Regions from separate parts of the Homo sapiens genome. Here region 1 is linked to region 2. Evidence: chromatin loops called from intact Hi-C (ENCODE). Cell type or tissue: PC-3. All regions are shown on one strand. Links, peaks and the distances in the headings refer to the core of each region. The heading gives the core; the rest is flanking DNA. Region 1 has its middle 40 kb from the start of ATP13A3-DT. Region 2 overlaps ATP13A3 (ATPase 13A3).

Region 1 (12,233 bases), core at 2,823-10,822, 56 kb after region 2:
GCCATTCATGTAAGATGTGACTTACTCCTCCTTGCCTTCCACAATGATTGTGAGGCCGTCCCAGCCATGTGGGACTGTAAGTTCATTAAACCTTTTTTTCTTTCCAGTCTTGCATATGTCTTTATCAGCAGCATGAAAATGGACTAATACAGTTGGTAAGACTGTTTTGCATGTATTATAGGATAAAGCAATGAGTAATTATGTTGTTTTGAAAAGTGGGATGTTTTACATCCCAGGTATGGATATAAGATCAATAAAGTTAAGTAGAAACACTTTAGTCTTACCTAAATTTGAAATAGAACTATTAGTAAGAATCCATAAAGTATTTGCTTGTAAAAAATTCTTTCTAGAAACCATCATCAATTCAAAAGCAAGCATTTCTTGCACACAGAATATGATCTCTAAATGCCATTTACTAAAAGAAAGCAGGGCTCCTTAGAAAAATGGCTGATTCCAGATCTGGGCTCCTGGGAAAGAAATGTACAAGATGAGCCTGGAACATCATATTATACACCTGATAATCAAGCATTTATCAAGAACAATAGGGTGATTTCACAAGGCAAATACCAGATATTATGTGCCTCCTGATGAAAAACATTAGTCATGAAGTAGTCTTGCCAAAATCCCTAACCTAAATCTGATCAACTACTCTAAATCCAACTTCTAGTTTACAGGAAATGTCAAGGACAGAGAACATGTTAAATCATACTGCTGGTTGCAATCACCAAAATTATTGCAGTGGCTCATGCCTATAATCCCAGCACTTTGGGAGGCTAAGGAGGGCAGATTGCTTGAGCCCAGGAGTCTGAAACCAGTCTGAAATATAGTGAGACCCCCATTTCTACAAAAAATTGAAAAATTAACCAGGCATGGTAACATGCACCTATGGTCTCAGCTACTCTGCAGCCTGAGGCAGGAGGATCGCTTGATACCAGGAGTTTGAGGGTCCCTTGAGCCATGATTGCACCACTGCATTCCAGCCTGTGTGACAGAACGATACCCTGTTTAAAAAAAAGAAAATATCACAAAGACTTAGTTGCCTATAGTCCTAGCTACTCAGGAGGATGAGGCAGGAGCATGAGGCTGGAGGATGGCTTGAGCCCAGGAGTTCCAGTCCAGACTGGGCAACATAGTAACCCCCTCCCTTAAAAAAAAAACAAAAACAAAAACAAAAAAACAGACTCAGTCAACTTGAAGAGGCCCCCACTAACCAAAGAATAAGATAATCTGAGCATCAATAAGAATTATAACTGTGATGAATTGAAGCTCATCAAATGTTTAAAACCATGAATTCATGCTTTTTAAAAATTAAATCTATTGGTCACTTTTGGTGGGTGCTAGGGATCCATTTGTTATTTTGAAAATTGGCAAATAAAGAGAGAGAAGCATTTATATTACCTTTCCAGTGACAAATATAGCTTATGTTAACTGCATAGACGATCAGGGAAACCTTTTTTGGATGTATTACAGCTATTAAACAGAGAAAGACTAGAAGGATTACAATATCACCATTTTGCCATCTTTAGTAAATTAACAGGCCTGGACTTTGATCATCAATGACGGTCAAAAGACAAATACATGAGTGCCTCCCGATGAGAAACAGTCATGAAGTAGTCTTGCCAAAAATCACTAACCTGTCTGGTCACTACTCTAAATCCAACTACTAGTTTACAGGAAATGCCAAGGACAGGGAACGTGTTAAATGATACTGCTGAATGCAGTCGCCAAAACTCAGATGGTGAGAAATTCCATGAGATAAATGACCCAGCTTCTTCAACAAATACATTACAAGCAGGAGGAACTTATCAAGTAAAAGGGATCCAAGAGGCATACTGAAGTCTATGGGTGAAAATGATGCCATGATATGATTTGCTTCAGAATAATCCAGGAAGGGATTAGTCATAAAATAAGATTAGCCATGAATTCTTTTTTTTTTTTTTTTTTTTTTTTGAGATGGAATCTCGCTCTGTCACCCAGGCTGGGGTGCAGTGGTGCGATCTCGGCTCACTGCAACCTCTGCCTCCCGGGCTCAAGCAATTCTCCTGCCTCACCCTCCCAAGTAGCTGGGACTACAGGCGTGTGCTACCACACCTGGCTAATTTTTTGTTTTTAGTAGAGACGGGGTTTCACCATGTTGGCCAAGCTGGTCTCGAACTCCTGACCTCAGGTGATCTGCCCACCTTGGCCTCCCAAAGTGCAGGGATTACAGGTGTGAGCCACTGCGCCTGGCCGAATTCTTAATTATTGAACCTAGGTGATAGAATCGTGGAAGTTTATGATACCATTCTGTCTCCTTTTATGTTAGAAATTTTCCATAGTGAAATAAATAAATAAATAAATAAACAAAAAGGAAACTAAAGACTGAAGCCACAGAAAAGCTAAACAAACAAAATAAAGACTTTCTCTCTCTTTTTTTTTGGACACAGGGTCTTGCTGTGGTGCCCAGACTACCTGGGCTGCAGTGCAACGGTGCCATCTCAGCTTACTGCAGCCTCAACCTCCCAGGCTCAAGAGATCTTCCCAACTCCTGAATAGCTGGGACTACAGGTTCGCGCTACCATGCCCAGCTAAGTTTTCCATTTTTTTGTAGAGACAGGGTCTCGCCATGTTGCCCGGTCTAGTCTCAAACTCCTGGACTCAAGTGATTCCCCTGCCTAGGCCACCCAAAGTGCTGGGATGGATTACAGGTGTGAGCCGCCATGCCTGGCCAGAAGGTGAATTTTGAAGTCAGGTCGACTCGGCTTCAGTTCTGGCTTAGCCACTCCATAACTGTGTGACAAGAGACAAGTTCTAGCTCTGAAACCCAATTTTCTCAGGAAAATGGTGACAGTACACACCACCGTTCCGTTGTATGAATTAAAGGTAACAGTTGGGCAATGCTTGGCAGAGCTCCTCGCACATAGTAACCACCTTTACTTATTGCTGGAGGGAAGGTTGTACACCCTTGGGCCTTTTCTCTTTTTGAAATAGCTGGTATGGAACTCAGGTGACAAGACTAGTGGAGGCAGGAAGAGGGACCCAGGAATTCTATCTTCCTATGGCTAAAAGGGGAAAAAGAAGCTTCCCCGCCTGGAATACTTCCTGAATCTTGCCCCTCCTCCCCATTTTTCAGGGCTCTTTTCTAGTTCTGCCTCCAGGCAAAATTAGTACCTCCTCTTTTTGCCTCAGCTTTTCCACAAGTCTATTTGAACACATCCTTTGACCCCTTTTATTGGTGTGATTTGAACCAGGCACAGTGGCTCAGGCCTGTAATCCCAGCACTTTGGGAGGCCAAGGCGGGAGGATCACTCGAGTCCAGGAGTTGGCGACCAGTCTGGGCGACATAGCAAGACCCTGCCTCTGTTTTAAAAACTTTTTTTTTTTTTGAGACAGAGTCTTGCTCTGTCACCCAGGCTGGAGTGACGTGGCGCAAACTCGGCTCACTGCAAGCTCCACCTCCTGGGTTCAAGCGATTCTCCTATCTCAGCCTCCCGAGTATCTGGAATTACAGGTGCATGCGACCATGCCCGGCTGATTTTTGTATTTTTAGTAGAGACGGGGTTTCACCACGTTGGCCAGGCTGGTCTCAAACTCCTGACCTCAGGTGATCTGCCAGCCTTGGCCTCCCAAAGCGCTGGGATTACAGGCATGAGCCACCGCACCCAGCCTTGAAAAAACAATTTTTTTAAGTAATTAAATATTAGTGTGATTTTTTTTCTGTTCTTCCTCCACTGTTCCCCAAGCTATAAACTTCCCTACAGGGCAAGAGTCTTCAAGATCTTTCTTTCTACCCAGGTGCCCAGAACAGTGTCTGGCACATTGTAGGCGCTCAAAAAAATGCTTACTGCCTCGGAAACCTGACCAGAAAAGGCCAACTGTATGTGGGGTGGGGAAGGGAATGAGAAGGGTTAACCTTTCTCCTCCACCTTCAGCTCTGTGTCAGATGATATACAAGTGGAGACTGAATCCCGTAGATTTATAGTGTGTTTTATGATGATATAAACAGAGCTTTTTTGTTATTATTAATCATCCCATTTATGCATTTCAAAAATCCACAAAAATTCATCATTAAAATTTGTTTCATACCTTCTCATCCTTTCTCTCAATAACGTAGCAGTGTTAGAATTTTGTCTCAATTCGTCATGGCCTTCAGGTAGCACTTGTCTGCTGGACACAGAGGGACAGGAATTCTCAACCTGAAGACTGCAAGTTTCAGCCACCTATGAAGTTTCAGCATCCTGATGTTGCAAAATGGTACATATACATGTGTACCTATATACATTTTTTTTTGAGACAGAGTCTTGCTCTGCTACCCAGGCTGGAGTGCAGTGGCATGATCTCAGCTCACTGCAACCTCCACCTCCCAGGTTCAAGCGATTCTCCTATGTCAGCCTCCTGAGTAGATGGGATTACAGGTGTGTGCCACCACACCCGGCTAATTTTTTATATTTTTGGCAGAGATGGGGTTTCACCACGTTGGCAGGCTGGTCTCAAACTCCTGACCTCAAGTGATCTGCCTGCCTTGGCCTCCCAAAGTGTTGGGATTACAGGCATGAGCCACCACCCCTGGCCCATATATGCATTTTTGGATAGGGTGATGGTCTGTGATTTTTCAGTCAGATGCTCTCATGGGTTCCTGACCTAACAAAGGAGAATGACTACATTCAATAGAAGAGGTGCAAAATAATGAGAAACACTAAGTGTTCACTGAGAACTCTTTCTTTTCTTTTTCTTTTTCTTTTTTTTTTTTTTTTTTTGAGACGGAATCTCACTCTGTCACCCAGGCTGGAGTGCAGTGGCGCGATCTCAGCTCACCACAACCTCCGCCTCCCAGGTTCAAACAATTCTCCTGCCTCAGCCTCCCGAGTAGCTGGGATTACAGGCATGCACCACCACGCCTGGCTAACTTTTGTTTTTTTAGTAGAGATGGAGTTTCTCCATGTTGGTCAGGCCAGTCTGAAACTCCTGACCTCAGGTGATCCACCTGCCTCGGCCTCCCAAAGTGCTGGGATTATAGGCGTGAACCACTGTGCCTGGCCTAGTGTACCCATTCTTTAAGGCCCCACTCCTGTCCCTTCTCCCTACCACTGTCCCTGCCTCTTACCCAACCAGTTGTCTTTCTCTCTTGTAAACTCCAACATTTCACATTTATCTCTTGTTATATGTGGCTAGTAACCATTGATCACCTTCCTTATGTTTGCTCATGTTTTACCTTCCCAGCTAGTCTGTATGCTTCTCGAAGGCTAGGCTCATATTGCACATCATTGTATCTTCTTTGCCCTCTGGAAGGCTAGGATCATATTGCGCATCATTGTATCTTCTTTGCCCTCTGGAAGGCTAGGATCATATTGCGCATCATTGTATCTTCTTTGCCCCCGGAGCATGGCCTGCCTAGAGGGGATATTTGGTCATTTCTTTTTCATTGATTGGTTTTATAACCACCATAATGTTTGAACTCCTTAATGTGGCCTACATGGATTGGTCTTTGCCACCCTATTTGGCCTCATTTGTGTCTCCTCCCCCTTTACATTTTATACCTAGCCATCCTCAATACCAGCCAGTTCCTTAGAAATTCCATGGGCCAAGCACAGTGGCTCATCACACCTGTAATCCCAGCACTTTGGGAGGCCGAAGCGGGCGGATCACCTGAGGTCAGTAGTTCCAGACCAGCCTGACCAACACGGTGAAACCCCATCTCTACTAAAATACAAAAATTAGCCAGTTGTGGTGGTGCACGCCTGTAATCCCAGCTTCTCGGGAGGCTGAGGCAGGAGAATCGCTTGAACCCAGGAGGTGGGGGTTGCAGTGAGCCCAGATCGCCCTACTGCACTCTAGCTTGGGTGACAGGGCAGTGACCCTGTCTCAAAAAAAAAAAAAAAGAAAGAAAGAAAGGAAAGAAAGAAGGAAGGAAGGAAGGAAGGAAGAAAGAAAGAAAAAAAGAAAGAAAGAGAAAGAAAGAAAGAGAAAGAAAGAAAAGAAGAAAGAAAGAAAGAAAGAAAGAAAGAAAGAAAGAAAGAAAGAAAGAAAGAAAGAAAGAAAGAAAGAAAGAAAAATTGCAGCCATGACACCTCACACAGCTTCCTCTGCCGGAACACTCATCTCCTCTTCTGTCTGGTTGACTCTTCTCAACATTTGCATCTCAATCTGGGAATTACTTCCTAACGAGAAGTCTTCCCCTGGACTTCATCAGAAAGTACAAATTAGTAAGATTGCGCCAGCAAAATGCGTAGTGTGTGAGAAAGCACTTAGCAAGAGGAAATGAGAAACATTCACGTCCACTTACTCATGAGCTTGCTCCAGCTTCTTCTTCTCCTGTCCCCTAGTTCCCTCTGGATGTCAGCCATCTGAAATTACTCACAGGACATCTGAATGCACTTTGTTTTATCATACAAAGTGTGCCTTTGTACACACTTTTCTTCCGTTTTTTTTCTTCCTTTTTTTTTTTTTTTTGGAGGCCAAGTGCACTGACGCCATTTCGGCTCATTGCAACCCCTGCCTCCTGGGTTCAAGCTATTCTCCTGCCTCAGCCTCCCAAGTAGCTGGGACTACAGGTGTGTACCACCATGCCTGACTAATTTTTGTATTTTTAGTAGAGATGGGGTTTCACCATGTTGGCCAGGCTGGTCTCGAACCCTGACCTCAAGTGATCCACCCACCTCGGCCTCTCAAAGTTCTGGGATTACAGGTGTGAGCCATTATGCCCAGCCTGTACACACTAAACATTTTTCATTTTTTCATTCTTCCTAGGATTCCATTTAATCCATGCCCTTCCTTCCTTCCTCCTTCCCTTCCCTCCCTTCCCCTCCCCTCCCCTCCCCTTCTCTTCCTTTCTTCCTTCTTTCTTTTCTCTTTCTTTCTCTTTCTTTCTTTCTTTTTCTTTCTTTCTTCTGTTCTTTCCTTCTTTTGTTCTTTTCTTCCTTCCTTCTTTCCTTCCTTGCTTCCATTCTTTCCCTCTCCCCCCGCCTTCCTTCCCTCTCTCTCCACACCCCTACCCCCGCCCTTCTCTTTCTTTTGAGAGTCTTACTCTATTGCCCAGGATGGAGTGCAATGGTGCCATCACAGCTCACTGCAACCTCTGCCTCCCGGGTTCAAGTGATCTTCGTGCCTCAGCCACCTGAGTAGCTGTGGGATTACAAGTATCTGCAATCAGGTCTGGCTAATTTTTGTATTTTTAGTAGATATGGGGTTTCACCGTGTTGGCCAGGCTGGTCTTCAACTCCTGGCCTCAAGTGATCCACCCACCTCGGTCTCCCAAAGTGCTGGGATTAAAGGCATGAGCCACCGCGTGGCCTAATCCATGCCCTTTCTTCACCTAATTAACTCCTACTCATTTTTCAATGCCCAGCCAAGGGGTTTGTATAATGGTGCAATTTTTGTTTGTTTGTTTGTTTTATGAGACGGTCTTGCTCTGTCACCCAGGCTGGAGTGCAGTGGTACGATTTTGGCTCACTGCAACCTCTGCCTCCCCGGGCTCAAGCAATTCTCCTGCCTCCCTCCCGAGCAGCTGGAATTACAAGTGCACACCACCACACGCTGCTAATTTTTTTGTATTTTTAGTAGAGATAGGATTCCACCATGTTGGCCAGGCTGATCTCGAACTCCTGACCTCAAGTGATCTGCCTGCCTTGGCCTCCCAAAGTACTGGGATTACAGGCATGAGCCACTGCGCTCGGCCAAATGGGGAAAATTGTAATAATTTCTACCTCCGAGGGTTGTTGTGGGAATGAAATGAATTAATGTCTATACAGTTCTTTGACTTCTTCCTGGCATATAGTAAGTGCTAAATAATTTTTAGCTATTATCAGCAACAACATCATCTTCTCTTTCATCATTATTATCAGTATATGTAATATACAAGTCTCTTGTCATTTTTCATGCTATATAGTAATTGCTTTTCATGTCTGTCTCTCCACCATCATATGTGCTCCTTTTTGATCGAATGATCCTCAAATAACGAGGTCATTCTACAGGCCCTAACAAAGCATCAACAGTCAAGGTTTGGAGCTACAGAAATCCTACAGAGAGCTGTGAAAAGAAAAACGTCAACTGGATGAAAAGGCTGTGGGAAAAGGAACAAGTAAATAAGGTTAGAAAGAATGCCTTAGAAATAGCCACAGGACTCATTCACTATTGATCACAGTGCAAGTTGACACAACCTTATTTTGTCAGGCATTTTGGTGCTTCACACGAAAATGTTATTTATTTATTTATTTATTTATTTATTTATTGGAGACAGAGTCTTGCTTTGTCACCCAGGCTGGAGTGCAGTGGCGCAATCTTGGTCACTGCAGCCTCTGCCTCCCAGGTTCAAGCGATTCTCCTGTCTCAGCCTCCTGCATAGCTGGGATTACAGGCACATGCCACCATGCCCAGCTAATTTTTGTATTTTTTTAGTAGCGATGGGGTTTCACCATCTTGGCCAGGCTGGTCTCCAACATCTGACCTCAGGTGATCTGCCCGCCTCAGCCTCCCAGAGTGCTGGGAATACAGGCGTGAGCCACCACACCCGGCCAAAAATTTTAATTACATATATCCTTAAACCGAGAAATATCACTTTTAGAAGTCTATTCAATAAAAACAATTTCTCTGGTATACAAAGATACATGAAAAGGTTAACCATCACATTACTTGTAAGAATAAAAAATTTTGAGAGGCTGAGGTGGGTGGATCACCTGAGGTCAGGAGTTTGAAACCAACCTGGCCAACATGGTGAAACCGCGTCTCTACTAAAAATACAAAAATTAGGTGGGCATGGTGGCGCACACCTGTAATCTCAGCCACTCGGGAGGCTAAGACAGAAGAATCACTTGAACCTGTGAGGCAGAGGTTGCGGTGAGCCAAGATCATGTCACTGCACTCTAGGTTGGGTGACAGAGCGAGACTCCGTCTCAAAAAAAATAAATAAATTTAAAAAAGAATAAAAAATTGGAAACAGCAGAAATGCTCATCAAGGAAAGATTAATTAAATTAATTGTGGGATTGTGCTGCATCCATACAATGAAAGACTATGGAACTATTAAAAAGGAGGTAAAGCTCTCTGTCTGGAAGCCAGAAGTCCACAACATATAGTTAAATGAAAAAGCAAGTCGCAAAATAGTCTAAATTTATTAGCCCAATTTTGGGGTCAACTTTATTGAGGTACAATTTAAATGCAATAAAATTCACCAATGTTAAGTGCACAATAAATGAGTTTTAACAAATATACCATCATATAGTCACTACCACAATCATGAAATTGATAGGATATTTTCATTACCCCCAAAAAATTACCTTGAAACATTTTTCAGTCATTCTACACCCCTACCCTCTGCCTCCTGGCAACCACTAATCTGCTTTTTATAACTAAGATTTTGGACTTTTTTTTAGCACTTCACATAAATGGAATTATATAGTAGATAGTCTTGAGTCTGACTCCTTTCACATAGCATGAAGCTTTTGAGATTCATTCGTGTTTTACATATCAGTGGTTCATTCTTTATTATTGCTGAGTAGCATTTCACTGTAAGGTTTTACTACATTTTATATATTCATTTACCAGTTCTTGGGCATTTGGATTGATTCCAGTTTTTAATGAGTATGAATAAAACCACTATAAACATTTGTGTACAGATTTATTTAATTTAACTTTTTATTTTGAAATAATTATAGATTCACATTATAAGAAATAATACAGAGATTGTTTCCTTACTTATGGAAGAAAAGAAAAAAAGAGAGATCCCTTGATCCAGCTTCCCCCAGTGGTAACATCTTGTAAAGTATAGTAACATATCACAACCAGGCTGTTGACATTGATGAAGTCAAGACACAGAGCAGTTCCATCATCACTGGGACCCCTTGTGTTGCCCTTTTATAGCCACACTCACCTCTTTCCCCGCCCCCAGCTCCTGGCAACTATTAGTCTCTTCTCCATAATTTTGTCATTTCAAGAGTGTAATATAGATAAATGTAAGCATACAATATACAATATACAATTTGTAAAGATTGGCTATTTTCACTCAGCCTAATTCCCTAGGGATTCATTACATATGAGATTCATTACATATACACACACACACACACACACACACACACACCAATAGCTTGCTCCTGTTTATTGCTGAGTAGTGTTCCGTCCTGTGCATATACCATGACTTGGTTTTTGGCTATTATGAATAAAGTCGCTATGAACAATTGGTGTGAATGTAAGTTTTCTTTTCTCTGAGATAAATGCCCAGGAGAGCAACTGTGGGTTGTATGGTAGTTTCATGCAGTTTTATTTATTTATTTATTTATTTATTTATTTATTTATTGAGACGGATTCTCCCTCTGTCACCCAAGCTGGAGTGCAGTGGCGAGATCTCGGCTCACTGCAACCTCCGCCTCCTGGGTTCAGGCAATTCTCCTACCTCAGCCTCCCGAGTAGATGGGACTACAGGCGCGCGCCACCACGCCTGGCTAATTTTTTTGTACTTTTAGTAGAGACAGGGTTTCATTGTGTTAGCCGGGATGGTCTCGATCTCCTGACCTCGTGATCCACCCGCTTCAGCCTCCCAAAGTGCTGGGATTACAGGTGTGAGCCATCACGCCCAGCCCGCACGGTTTTATTTTTAAAAACTGCTAAACCTTTTCCCAGAGTGGTTGTATCATTTCACATTCCTACCAGCAATTTTTGTGGCCCAGTTTCTCTACATCTTTGCCAGCATTTGGTGTTGTCATTATTTTTCATTTTAGCCATTCTGCTAGGCAAAAATAAAAAATATCTTTTTAACTTTTTTTTTTTTTTTTGGTATTTCTAGTACAGACGGGGTTTCACCATGTTGGCCAGGCTGGTCTCGAACTCCTGACCTCAGGTGATCTGCCTACCTCAGCCTCCGAAAGTGCTGGGATTACAGGCATGAGCCACCGTGCCCAGCCTAAAATAAAAAATATTATTATGCTACATGCAAAATGCAAAATAATATTTCACTGTGGCTTTATTTTGTATTTCCCTAATGGCTAATGATGTTGAACTCTTTTCATGTGCTTATTTGCCATCTGTATAGCTTCTTCAGGAAATGTCTGTTCATGTCTTTTACCCGTTTTCTAATTGGATTTTTTTACAAGTTTGTAAGTGTGCAAATTTGGGGGTTTCCTGAAACCACCCTCAGGTTTGGTACTTTGCTAGAATGACTATCCAAGTGATCCTCCTGCCTCAGCCTCCCAAAGTGCTAGGATTACAAGCATGAGGTACCACACCCGCCAAATAATTCTTTTTATATTCTTGATACAAATACTTTGACAGATACATATTTTGCCGATATTTTACCCCAGACTTGCCTTTTCATTTTCTTAACAGTATTATTTGAAGAGCAAATTTTTAAAATTTTTATGAAGACCTAGTCATCATATTTTCCTTTTTGTGGTCTATTTAATATATTAATATATGCCCAACCCAGGGTCACAAAGACGTTCTTCTGTATTTTATTCTAGAAAAGTTCTAGTTCTAGTTCTTACATTCCGGTCTACTTTTCATTTCAAGTTAGTTTTTGCAGATACTATGAGGTAAGGGTTGAGGCTCATTTCTTTACATATGGATATCAATAATTACAGTATGACATGTGCAAAAGAGTCCATTTTCTCAGTGAATTGCCTTGGTATCTGTAAGGAGTTACCCAAACCACACAGTCAGACGGAACAATCCCTATAAGATTGCCCTGACTTCAGACACCAACTGCGAGTTTGCGGCTTCCTAAAACCACTCTCAGATTTGGTACTTTGCTAGAATGACTCACAGAACTCAGGAAAGTGCTGTGTGTACCACTGCAGCTTTATTATAGCAATGGGATATAAATTAGAACCAGACAAAGGAAGAGACACGTAGGGTGAAGTCTGGGAGGGTTGCAAACATGAAACTGCCACTATCTTCAGGAAAGTGTTTTCCTACCAGCACTGATGTGTGATAGTCTGTTCAGAGTATTCCCAACCAGGGAAACTTACCTGAGCTCTGGTGCCCAGAGATTTTATTGAGGTTTTCTTACAAACACGATTGGTTGAGCCCATGTGGTTGTACTCAATCTCCCGCCCCCTGTTCCCTAGAGGTTGAGCTGATACCATGTGTCCCCCAGCTCCAACCGTCTTATCAGATAGTTGGTCTTCCTGCCATGGCCACCCCCAACATGTTATAGCATAAAATATCAGGTGTAGTTCCAAGGGCCCATCAAATAACAAAGACACCCTTAACACTCAGGAAATTCCAAGAGTTTAGAGATTACCTCCCAGGAGATGGGGAAAAGGCC
Region 2 (12,233 bases), core at 3,702-11,701:
GAATTGCTTGAACCCAGGAGGCGGAGGTTGTAGTAAGCTGAGATCACCTCACTGCACTCCAGCCTGGGCGACAGAGAAAGACTCCATCTCAAAAAAGAGAAGGGTCTGTCTGTACAGTTACTTACGTCGTTTTAATAATTTCACTCCTAACTACGACATTCTTATCAAATATGTGAATACATAAACATTGGTGCAAAAATAAATAACCAGTAAGATACTGAACTCAGTGCCATTGTGGAAAAGGAGAAACCTTACACACTATCGGGTCCGACTTCCTCTAAACAAGCCGTATGACCACACAAAACCTTTTGGGCATGGTAACAAGATCTTCTCCACCTAGGGCAGTGTAATGGTCCTAGAGCATATTACCAGAGTTATTCCACCATAATAATGTTCCATAAAATCAAAGCACTTTTGGGTGGCAGTTATTTTCAAGGGCTGTGCCTGCTACTATAGACTATGGTGAGAATAAGCCCAACCTCTTTCCCTGTAGAGAAGATCGGCTATCATCACCTGAATGTGTAAAGTAATAACACCGTACAGGCCTACTATCAAAGGATAAACCAAAGACCTTTTGCTCTGACACTGTCCCTGCTAAAGAATACTAGTCTGAGGTTCTTAACCTTTAGCCTGTGATTCTTCCTTAAGGGCTCAAAAATGAACCTTGTAGTCATCACTCAGTAGTCACCGGGGTCTGTTTTGGTTTGGGTTTGTTAGTTTTCTTTAAATAGAGACAGGGTCTCACTATGTTGCCCAGGCTGGTTTAGAACTCCTGGGCTCAGGCAATCCTCCCACCTCAGCCTCCCAAAATGCTGAGACTGCAGGAATGAGCCACCACATCCCATGGGGTCATTTTTGATAACCAATTCTGATCTCCAGTTCCAATCACCACCACCTAAAATATGCTTCCTCAGGGAAGGATTACTTCACATTCTCATATGGAGACTTCTGCTTCCAACCAAGTTGAGACAAAAGGGATCATATTTGCCCTTCTGCCCTAAAGCAACAACAAAATACATAATGGTTTTCAAGGAACTGGACATCAGGCAATGAAGAAAACTGATAATTGAGAGATTAAAAAAACAAACTAGGTAAGCCCTACAACTGTCCCAGTTTACTGATGGAAAACACTTTACAGGTCACAAAAAAAGGGAGGACAGGGAACTCAGAGGGAGCCCAGCAGTTTCCCTGAGTTTGGGAGATGAAACTGGAAGTCTGGGGAAGCACCAAAGCAATGAGGTTTGCTGGTCAGATCACCAGAAGAGAGTCTGACCCACTAAGAACACGACTGACCTGCAAGATGGACTCCCTCAAGCCTTCAGCTGCGTACCGCTCAGCACTTGTGTGTGAAGAAACTACCGAAGGCCAGGGAAAGAACCACCCAAAATGATTAAGGGAATTAAACCACCAGGGCTCACAAAAGGCTGGGAATCGTACCCATTTTTACCAACCACAATGGAAAACCCCATTAGCCACAAGGAATCAGGAAGGGTATTCGGGTTTTTGCTTTAGTTAGCGGGATAAAATTTGCCTCAAACAAAAACTGCTCTGGTACTGCCTAACAAAGCTTAAACATAAGACCTGAAATAATACAACTGTTTTCAAGTAAATAAATCTAGGCGCAGGCTCACGTTTGTAATCCCAGCTCTTTGGGAGGCTGGTGCGGGCAGATCACCTGAGGCCAAAAGTTCAAGACCAGCCTGGCCAACATGGTGAAACCCCATCTCTACTAAAAACACACACACACACACACACACAAAAATTAGCCAGGGGTGGTGGTGCATGCCTGTAGTCCCAGCTACTCAGGAGGGTGAGGCAGGAGAATCGCTTGAATCCCAGAGGCGGAAGCTACAGTGAGCCAAGATCACGCCACTGCACTCCAGCCTAGGCAACACAGTGAGGCTCCACCTCAAAAAAAAAAAAATTATAAACTTTTAAAACACCAATGGGTCAAAGTCATCAAAGTGGAAAATACAAAGTATTCTGAACTGAATAAAAATGATATATTGAAATGTGTAACATGCCACTAAAACAGTACTTAGAAAAAAATTTATAGCACTAAATTCCAGTATCTGAGAGAAGAAAGGTCATGACCTCAGCTTCCACCTTAAGAAAAGCAGAGAAAGAATAGCAAATTACTCCCAGAGTAACCGCTATAGGGAAATAAAATTCAGAGAAAAAAATCAATGAAATAAAAAAACAGAAAGAGGAAACGTCACTGAAACCAAAAAGGCTGGTTCTTTGAAATCCATAAAATTGTTAACTGCTACCTCGACTCATCAAAATGAAAGAAAACGGGGAGGAGAGATGCAAATTACCAGTATCAGTAATAAGCAGATATACCACAAAAGATTCTGCAAGTATCAGAAGACTAATCAAGGAACTTAATAAGCAACTTGACACTGATACACCAACTTTTTTGTAGGTTTAAAGTTACTTCAAAATTAAAATTTTTTAAATTAAAAAACCCATCTTTATTGACCAGGGGATGGCCATGAGTTTGATAACTGCTAAAGCAAAGTTAAAAGCTGAGTGAATGGATACATGAGAGTCCATTATACTAGTCTTTCTACTTTTTAATGTGTAGAAATTGTTGATAATAGAAAAGGTTTTCAGAAAATTAAAAATTAAACAGCTGGGTGCAGTGGTGCATGCCTATAGTCTCAGCTACTCAGGAGGCTGAAATGAGAGAACCACTTGAGCCCAAAAGTTTGAGTCCAGCCTGGGCAGAACAGTGAGACTCCATCACTAAAAAAATAAAAATAAAAAATTTAAAAATTAATTCCCACCCATCTGAAGCTTTTAGACAGAAGAAAACTTTCAGAAGACATTTATTTCTGGCACAGAGGGCCACGAATATTAAGGACTCTGCCTCTGGGGCACTGACTCAAAAGTCCACTGACTCAATCTACTATGTGCCAGGTATTATCCATAAACTCAATTCACCAAACTTCTGTTGGTTTTTGAATCTTACTCTTCTTCACCCTTGTCTTTCATCAATTTCCCACAAACCTACAGACTTCCCACTCCTGTAAATCCAAATTTTTCAATGTAGAATGTATGTATAAATAGATGAATAAGCATGTTTTATAACTTTAGAAAGGAACTGCCGTTAAAATCCAATGTTTTCATTAAGCCCATGTACTTTTAACTATTTAAAACTTTTTCTCCATCTATAGAAGGAGTTCATTCACCTTAGTTCAGCATAATAATATTTTTCACTTCATCTTCTACAGTTAGACCACATAAAGAACTCTTCCAATTAATTATTTTTAAATGAGCTTATTATAGGCAGTTCACTGCCTATAGCAATCTATTTTCATACTTTTCAAAATACAATTTTTTAACCATATTACACCATTACTCTTTTTATGAGTGTAATTTCTCTAAAACGTAGTTGTTTTTTAAAGCAAATTAAGTCTTAGCAAATTTTACCAAAGTGCTAAAAATAAACAATTCAAATAAAAAGTTGCTCTAAAAACCTCCAATTAATTATTCACTTTGAATATATTATACACCTCAAAGGAAATTACCCAAGAATTCACTTTTCACATAAACTTTTAGTCAACTCCAATGCGACAACTCCAACAGCTCTTACATTTAGAACATATGTATGTTAAAAACATATTTAAATTTTAAATGTACATAAGTAAAAGCCCTGATTATTTCAATGACTGAGAGGATAAAAAACCACATAAACATATTTAAAATACACTGCTTATCAAGATAAAAATACATATTAAATACAATTCTACTATATATCTAATCAGACATTTGAAGCATTAATACCAAATTGATAAACCCATTACTTACAGAAATATAACTTTTCTGGACTGCTGGAGCACACGTTTTTTAACCAAGTCAAATTCGATATCAGAGAAAACAAATTGAAGAAATTTTTCTTACCAGTAGCACTATATCATCATTCTTCCCAATTCCTGATATTTGCACAGCTTTCAAAAGCTGGCTTTTAATAATAAAAATAAAACTAAGCATAAAAATTTGGAATTTTATGCCAAATATTTCTGTTTCGGTTCTGTCTGAACTGCTTTCAAAATGATTAAGGTATTAAAATTTAGAATTTTGTAATTCACCAATTTTTAGTAAGTTTTCAGAAGATGTGCCCTTCTGCCATCTGTCACTCGTAGAGCTCCTATTATTTGAATAAATCCTAGCTAGTTAGCTCACCGAAGTTCCAATTCCACAGTGCATGCCTGAGTCTTGATGTTATCTAAATAGCAAGGAGCTTATAGGCTATTGTGCTTAACCAAACCCTTCCTTGAATTTATAATAAACTTGATTTGCTGTGTGAGTTTAAAAAAAAAAAAAAAAAAACAGTATGGGACAAAGTGAAGCTACTGGGAAAAAAAATCTCACTACATTAAATATGCCAATTTTTGAAAGTTTACTTATTTTTTCACATTATGTAATTACTACAAACAATTAAAGTATACTATTTATCCTATACCATGCTAAAAGTTAGTCAGATTTCATTCCTTAAAACAAGATCAGTTGTTTTCAGACACAGAAATCTCCAAACCTCAAAGACATCTTTGCTTCAAACCTGAGTTTCTCAAGAGTTGTAACAATATTATAATAGTGAGTGTGGAGAGTGTTGAATTTTTTTAAGGATAGTCTATGTACGTGCCTACAATTCCAAAGTAGGTAATTTCACGAAGTGATTTAAATAACGACCTGTAATCAAGTAAAAGTTCAGGCAAAGCAATTTTGAATAATACATTTTTAATTTAATTTTTTCCTTCAGTCAGTATTTGCCATCTTCAGCAGTACTGAAGTAAAAAACTAAAATTAAAAATGCATTATTCACCGAGGCGGGTGGAATGCCTGAGGTCAGGAGTTTGAGACCAGCGTGGTCAGCATGGTGAAACCCCATCTCTACTAAAAATACAAAAATGAGCCAGGCAAGGTAGCATGCGCCTGTAATCCTGGCTACTTAGGAGGCTGAGGCAGGAGAATCGTTTGAACCTGGAGGTGGAGGTTGCAGTAAGCCAAGACTGCGCCACTGCACTCCAGCCAGCATGACAGAGCAAGACTCCATCACACACACACACCAAAAAAAAAAAAGCGCATCATTCAAAATTCACAGCTGGGTGCAGTGGCTCACGCCTATAATCCCAGCACTTTGAGAGGCCAAGGCAGGAGGATCACATGAGGCCAGGAGTTTGAGACCAGTCCAGCCAACATAGTGAAACCCCATCTCTACTAAAAATACAAAAATTAGGCAGGTGTGGTGGTGCATATCTGTAATCCTAGTTACTAGGGAGAGGCTGAGGCAGGAGAATTGCTTGAACCCAGGAGGCGGAGGGTTGCAATGAGCAGAGATCACACCACTGCACTCCGGCCTGGGAACAGAGTGAGACTCTGTCTCAAAAAAGAAAAAAAAACTCACAAAAATAAATAAGTATAAAAGAAATTCCAGTAACTGAATTTCTCAATGGTGTTTAAGTTTATAACATATATAATTCTGGAGTTTTAAAAATTAAAACTTCACTGAGATTTCTGTGACACCTTGTATTGTTGAATGAGAGAAGGAATTATCCCGCTTTGTTTTGCAGTCCTAGATTTTTTTTCTGAGAATTACACATACCTACCAATGTTAAATAAATATTTGATAAACCCATCTTTAAAGACCACACAAGCCAAGAGTGCTTTAATGATCTTGAAATATAAACAGCACAGCTAGCATTCTAAATATTATTTTATTCTCAAACTTGTAAAATTTACAGTAACTGAGAAGATAACCTTGTCCAGTTCAAAATCAGTTCTACTTTTTGCTGTTGAAATAAAATATGCCCCAATACGTTTAAAGCCTTAACTTTAGTCATTGAACAATTTCAATTTTAATACCTATACAAATATATACAAAAAGAATTTTTAAAAAATCAGAATCATCCAACTGTAATAACCAAATTGTGACAATTCTTTATGAGGGCAAAACTTAAAACTTCAAGTCAGCTCCTAAAAATAAGAATGACATAATATAATTTAATGAATACATGGAAATTTTACAAGGATACCAGCTAAATTTTAACAAAGCTCTACTCAATACCCACTTTATCACTTCCCATCTTGGACTTTCTCTTATAATATGCTTTTGTTTCTGTGTTTAGGCTTAAGGAAGACCATTGTATCCAATATACACCAAACCAAGACTGTATTTACATTTGTAAAGTGGAGTCTTTGTATAATTATACTTTTTTGTATGTTACAAAACAATGTGATAGCTATAACAAAATAAGCTATAATTAGGAAAGATAACATAATTACCTGTATTAGGATCAATATGAAGAAGAGTTTAGCCTACACTATACCATTAATTCTTGCATAGGTACTTTATCGCTTTTATCATATACTCTATTTAAAAAACAAAATCAACCCTTTTATTCAGAGAAATCCTACAGAGTTTTGTCTAATTGTATAGTATTTGGCAAAAAGGGGGACATTACCTTTGGACTGACAAATGATACGTGCATTTTACTCTCTCTTTATAAAAAAAAATGTGCAAAATATCATTTATATGCAATGTAATAAAACAGTTTGCATTCTCAAAATGTCCACTTACGTCACTGAGAGATTTTCTATTTCAATTATTCAAGCTACTATGTTCTTAAAACTTTCATACTTTCCCCTAAATTGTTAAAAAGTATGTAACTTTTTAAAATTCCACATTCAAGGTTAAGAATTTTAAGACTCTTATGATTGCTAGATAGATTTCAAAACATTACTACTATCTACGATGAAAAATGCTGCGGCAGGCAACAGGAAACAGTGATAAGTCCCAGACTGAATATTCAGAACTGGCAGAAGTAAAATGGCTTAGAGAGAAAACTGGCACCTACTCCTGAGATAATCAAAAAGGCGAATACATCAATAAATTGGTGACAATGGCTACCTCTGGGCTGGGTGGGAGTGAGGAAGAGACACTAGTGCCTTTTGAATGCCTTCCCGAAGGAAGACTGAATAGTTGATTGAATATATGCCTAAACTTCTAATTCTACAATGCATGGCCAACCCTGAGTTCTAAACTTGTAGGAACCTTTGAAGCACATCATGGTGCTCTATCAGACCATTCTCTTTGCCTGCATCTTACCCCAGGCAAGAGAAAGTTGTCATTCTGAAAGCTCCTTTAACAAGTATACTTCTATTAATTAGATTTATTTCTATCTCCTCTACATTTTGGCCCAGCTGAAAAAGCATGTGCCTATAATACAGCGTTAAGTAGCAGCAAATTCTAAAAAAAAAAAAAAAAAAAAAAAGAAAAGAAAAGAAAAAGAAAATTTGAGACAGCATCTTGCTCTGTCTCCCAGGCTGGAATGCAGTGGCACAATCTTAGCTCACTGCAACCTCTGCCTTCCGGGTTCAAGCAATTCTCTTGCCTCGGCCTCCTGAGTAGCTGGGACCACAGGTGTGTACCATCACGCCCAGCAAATTTGTTGTGCTTTTATAGAGATGGGGTTTCACTATATTGCCCAGGATGGTCTCAAACTCCTGGACTCAAGCAATCTGCCCACCTCAGCCTCCCAAAGTGCTGGGATTACAGGCGTGAGCTACCACGCCCAGCCCTAAATTATTTTTATCAAACTAATTCATCTAAGTATTAAGTGTGCATCTTATGCCAGGTTCTTTACTACATTACAACAGTAGGATTTACAACTTCATCCCCAAAACAAACAAACATAAATGAAAACAGCACAAGAGTCACTTTAGATTCAGTGGCTGGCTTTGTCGAGCAACAGTGTAGTGGCCTTCAGGTGGCTGGAGGTGACTAGCAATTTGCAGTATCTTTGACTTCACTTAACAGAACAAAATGCAAATCTCTGTGAAGACCCTGACCTTCAGCCTGGAGGAGGAGCCCAGTGACACCACTGAGAATGTAAAGGCCAAGATTCAGAGTAAAAAAGTATGCCCCCTGACCAGAAGAGGCTCACTTCTGCAGGCAACCAGCTGATTGCTGCAGGCAACCAACACTCTTTCTGATTACAACATCCAGAGTCAACCCTGCACCTCGACGCCATCTGAGGAATGGCTGTCAGTTCTTCAGTCTCCTTTTCGCAGTGCCCAATGACGACATTAACTCTGCACCGTAGCCATTTGCCCCAATTTAAATTTAGAAATGACCAGTTTCAGTAGTAGCTGAACCTGTTCAAAATGTTAATAAAAGTTTTGTTGCACAGTAGCCAAAAAAAAAACACAGTCAACCTTAACTTTTCCTTAAATAACAATTAATTCAACATGAACTATGATGCAAGTTCCTTCACGCTGGTCTCAACTTCTTCTCCACTAAAATAAGGCAGATAGAATAATTTCTACAATAAGTATCAACCAAAAAGGTTTTGAGCTACACAAGCATAGCCTTTGTATATGGCCTGCTGGTACACTCTTTCACCACTAGGGGATGTTCCAACATTAGTAAGGAGAAAAGGCTGAGTTACAACAAGACTTAAGAAATAGAACTGCTGCAGTTATCTGAAGTGATCAAGAATGATTAAAGATGAGAAATTATCTCAAAGAACTAAAAACAGAACTACTATTCAACCCAGCAATCCCATTACTAGGTATATATCCAAAGGAAAATAAATCGTTCTACAAAAAAGACACATGCACTCATATGTTCATCACAGCACTATTCACAATAGCAAAGACATGGAATCAACCTAGGCATCCACCAACAGTGGATTGCATAAAGAAAATGTGGCACACATACACTATGGAATACTATGCAGCCATAAAAAATAATAAAATTATGTCTTTTGCAGTAACACGGATGCAGCTGGAGGCCATTATCTAAGCATTCGAATTAATGCAGAAACAGAAAACCAAATACTATATGTTCTCACTTGTAAGTGGGATCTAAACATTGGATATACATAGACATAAAGATGGGGAACAATGGACACTGGCAATGACTAGATGAAGGAAGGGGTGGGGCAAGGGTACCTATTGGGTACTCTGCTTACTACCTGGTTGATGGGATTAATCATACCCCAAATCTTAGCATCACACAATATGATCCATGTAACAAACCTGCACAGGTATTCCCTGAATCTAAAATAAAAGTTGAAATTTCAATGAGAAATTATATATTTTAGTACCAGTGGAGATCGTGACATGGAAAGCAGAATTGCCTTTCTAAAAGATGCCCTGCATTCATGTGTCTCAACAAAAAATTAATGTACGCAATAAAACACAAAACAAATGATAATGGGGCGGAGAGAGACAGCTATATTAATACTCCCTGTACATTCTAGTCTGAAAGTAGAATTTAGGAATCTTGCAAAGTTGTAAAGCAAGGAAGAGAACAATAACAAAGAGCAAATGAACCTATTACAGAACAAGACGATGTATTTAAAGTATAAAATTATATGGTAAGACATTATTTGCCCATTAAATTGGTGAAAAAAAAAAAACCTGACAAGGAGCAACCTTATATATTGGTCTTAGGAGTGAATCTGTCCTACCTTTTTAAAAAACCAATTGACAAGATACTTAAATTTTGTCTATGGCCATACCACCTTGAACGTGCCAATCTCATCTGATCTCAGAAGATATTTAAATTTAAAACCTATACACTTTGATCCAACAATCCCAGTTTTTAAAATCTATGACAAATACATATATAGGTACATAGGAACAAAACATGTATATTGCAGCACTGTTTGCAGCAGGGGGAAAAAACCTAGAACCCACCTGAACGTCCATCAATAGAAGAATAGATGAATAATTTATGGAATTAAGGAGAATGAGTTAAATCTATGTGTAGAAACCAAGATAGAGCTATGTAATATATAAAAACAGGAAAAAAGGAATATGTCTAATACACTATTTTTATAGCAACCAAATAACTCTGTGGATATGTGTTTTTAAAAGACCAAACAGAAAGGTGTAAGATACACACCAAACTGTTAACATCATCTTGTATTGCAAGGCAGAGGCTACCATTAACGGTTTCTTCAAATTCCTCTGCATCTTTAGATTTATGAAGTAGAGTATAAAAGTTTTGTGCTTTCTTTCCTTTGGGGGGTGACAGTGGGTATTTAAAAGCAAAAACACCTAGTTAGAACAAATAAAAGAGTTTTTCGGGTTTTTTTAAGAGATGGGGTCTCACTCTGTCACCCAGGCTGGAAGACAGTGGCACCGTCACAGCTGACCACAACCTCAACTCCTCAGCTCAAGGGATGCTCCCTTGAGCAGGAAGGGGCTGCAGGCCTGAGCCACCACACCTAACTAATTCCCCCAATTCCCCCATAAAGATGAGGTCTCTTCATCTTGCCAGGCTGGTCTCAAACACCTGGGCTCAAGGGATCCTCCCACCTTGGCCTTCCAAGCAGCTGGAAATAGGAGTATGTTAAAATAAGCAGAAAAGAAATCGTGTGGCATGGGCACTTAATATAATAGAAATTGACAAATCAAGAGTTTCAATAACAGCTTGTGTAAACAAACCAAATGATAAATAAGCCTAATTCCCCCAAACTAAAAATTATACTTTTTAGTTCAGAGTTAAGGTAAAGTTTTTGTTGAGTAATATGTAAATTAATGTCTTCCATTATAATGCAAATTAACAACTATTCATTTGAAACTGTAATGCTATTAATAAAAATCTCAAATAACTGCTGACATTTCAGTCATCAAATTAAAGATGGTCTCTGAAATTTAAACATTCATGAATTCTCATTTTACCATAGCTAAAATCAAGACACTGCTTAGATACAACCTTACAGCTGCTGCCGGCAAGTGGCTGCTGTGATGCGGTGCTCACTGCACACTCATGCTTCACACTGGCCACACCGCTCAGACTATGGTCATGCCAGCTAAGTAACGTGCACTGTTGCTAAGACTATGTTGAGTTTAAATTACTAATTAAAGTATTCAAAAAGATTACACTGTAGTTGCATAATACAACAAAAAGTAACGTTCTGCATAGAAAGATACTGAAATAGCGCAGCACGGTGGAGAGGAAAAGCTAGGATGAGAAAAAGGGGATGCTAGGGAATAATATAGGAATAGGGAAGAGTAGAGAAGAAAAAAAGAAGAGTGGAAGAAAATTTTCCAGAGGTTATACCTCCAAGTCTTCAGTGTGTTAAAAACATATAAACCTCAGAAATGTTTGTTTTTTCTTACTGATAGCAAACCTAAAAATAATTTTTTTCATTACTTCTGTATGGTTCACTTCAGAATTACTGTGCAATTTGAAACAAAGCAAAATTAGTTTTCCTCATGATCTACATACACTACAGAATGATTCATATTTCACTCTTCCAGATTCTGATTTGAAAAATCCAACCACAAAGAAGCACAAAATCACTAGGAAGCTATTCTGTACAAAAAGTAAAATCCTGCAAATGTATAAATGTAACTCATAGGTACTTGGGTCAACTTTAAGTTACATGAATTTGGGTTTTTCTACTTGAGTCCTTTGTCTAATCTGAAACCTACCCACGCTAACCCAGCATAGACAATGCAAAGGCCGTAACATTTACATTCAACAAATACTTCAAAAATACAGTAATATAAGTTGCTATTGAAGAAGTTAATCACCTTATTCACAGCACAACCATCATAAAAATGTTAACTTTCTAACCTCCTATGACTGTCCTGTATGCCACTATCCAGGATTTAAAAAAAACCACATACACACACACACGCACACAGACACACCCCACAATCAATGTATTTAGGCACTATAACAACCACAATAGTGACGCCTGTATGGGAATATTTAGTTTACACAACACTTTGATGGGCATTATCTACTCTTACTTACCAGAATACTGCCTTTCAAAACCAGGAAAAAATCATCTTCACTTAACCAAGATTAGTATTTTTCATTTTCACCAGAAAGTCAAGCATGGGGTGACTTTACATCAAAAAGCCTTACCAACAAATTTAAGGAATGACACGTAGGCAGCACCATCTTTCAAGGAACAAAATTCATTTAAAAACCAATTCTTACTCCACATGTACTTGAAATGCATTTCTCCATAAGGAAAATAGTGTCTAGATTCCTAAGATAGCCCACAAATGCCCATTTTACCTCTTACAACTCTGCTGAGCTGCAGTTCACATTACACTAGCCTGGGTTGCTGGGCAGGTAGCCAGGTTACCAAGCCTCCATTTCCTCTGCCCGCTTCTTAATTTTCCTATTAATATTCCTCAGGCTCTTCTCTTTGTAACAATCTCATCAGGGGTGGCACTACTGGACCATCGCGATGGCA

What was found. A loop is a pair of places that touch in the nucleus more often than their neighbours do. Peaks named below come from ENCODE experiments on the same cell type or tissue, not always from the same donor. Only the 100,000 strongest peaks of a DNase experiment are listed, where the experiment ranks them.
Region 1: a loop joins it to region 2, with 5 times the contacts of the local background. A loop is called at or near these places in 23 of 110 quality-filtered maps.

Annotation. Positions count from the first base shown.
Region 1 is chr3:194,521,084-194,533,316 of GRCh38, forward strand. No RefSeq gene overlaps it. Among named protein-coding and RNA genes, the nearest start is that of ATP13A3-DT, 40 kb to the left of the region's middle. In PC-3, for the core only: no CTCF peak of the experiment used is centred there; a DNase peak (open chromatin) is centred at 6,268; H3K4me3 peaks cover 594 bases; H3K27ac peaks cover 1,610 bases.
Region 2 is chr3:194,464,071-194,476,303 of GRCh38, forward strand. The region is part of intron 2 of ATP13A3 (ATPase 13A3); the gene reads right to left. Among named protein-coding and RNA genes, the nearest start is that of ATP13A3, 17 kb to the right of the region's middle. In PC-3, for the core only: a CTCF peak has its summit at 8,415; a DNase peak (open chromatin) is centred at 8,421.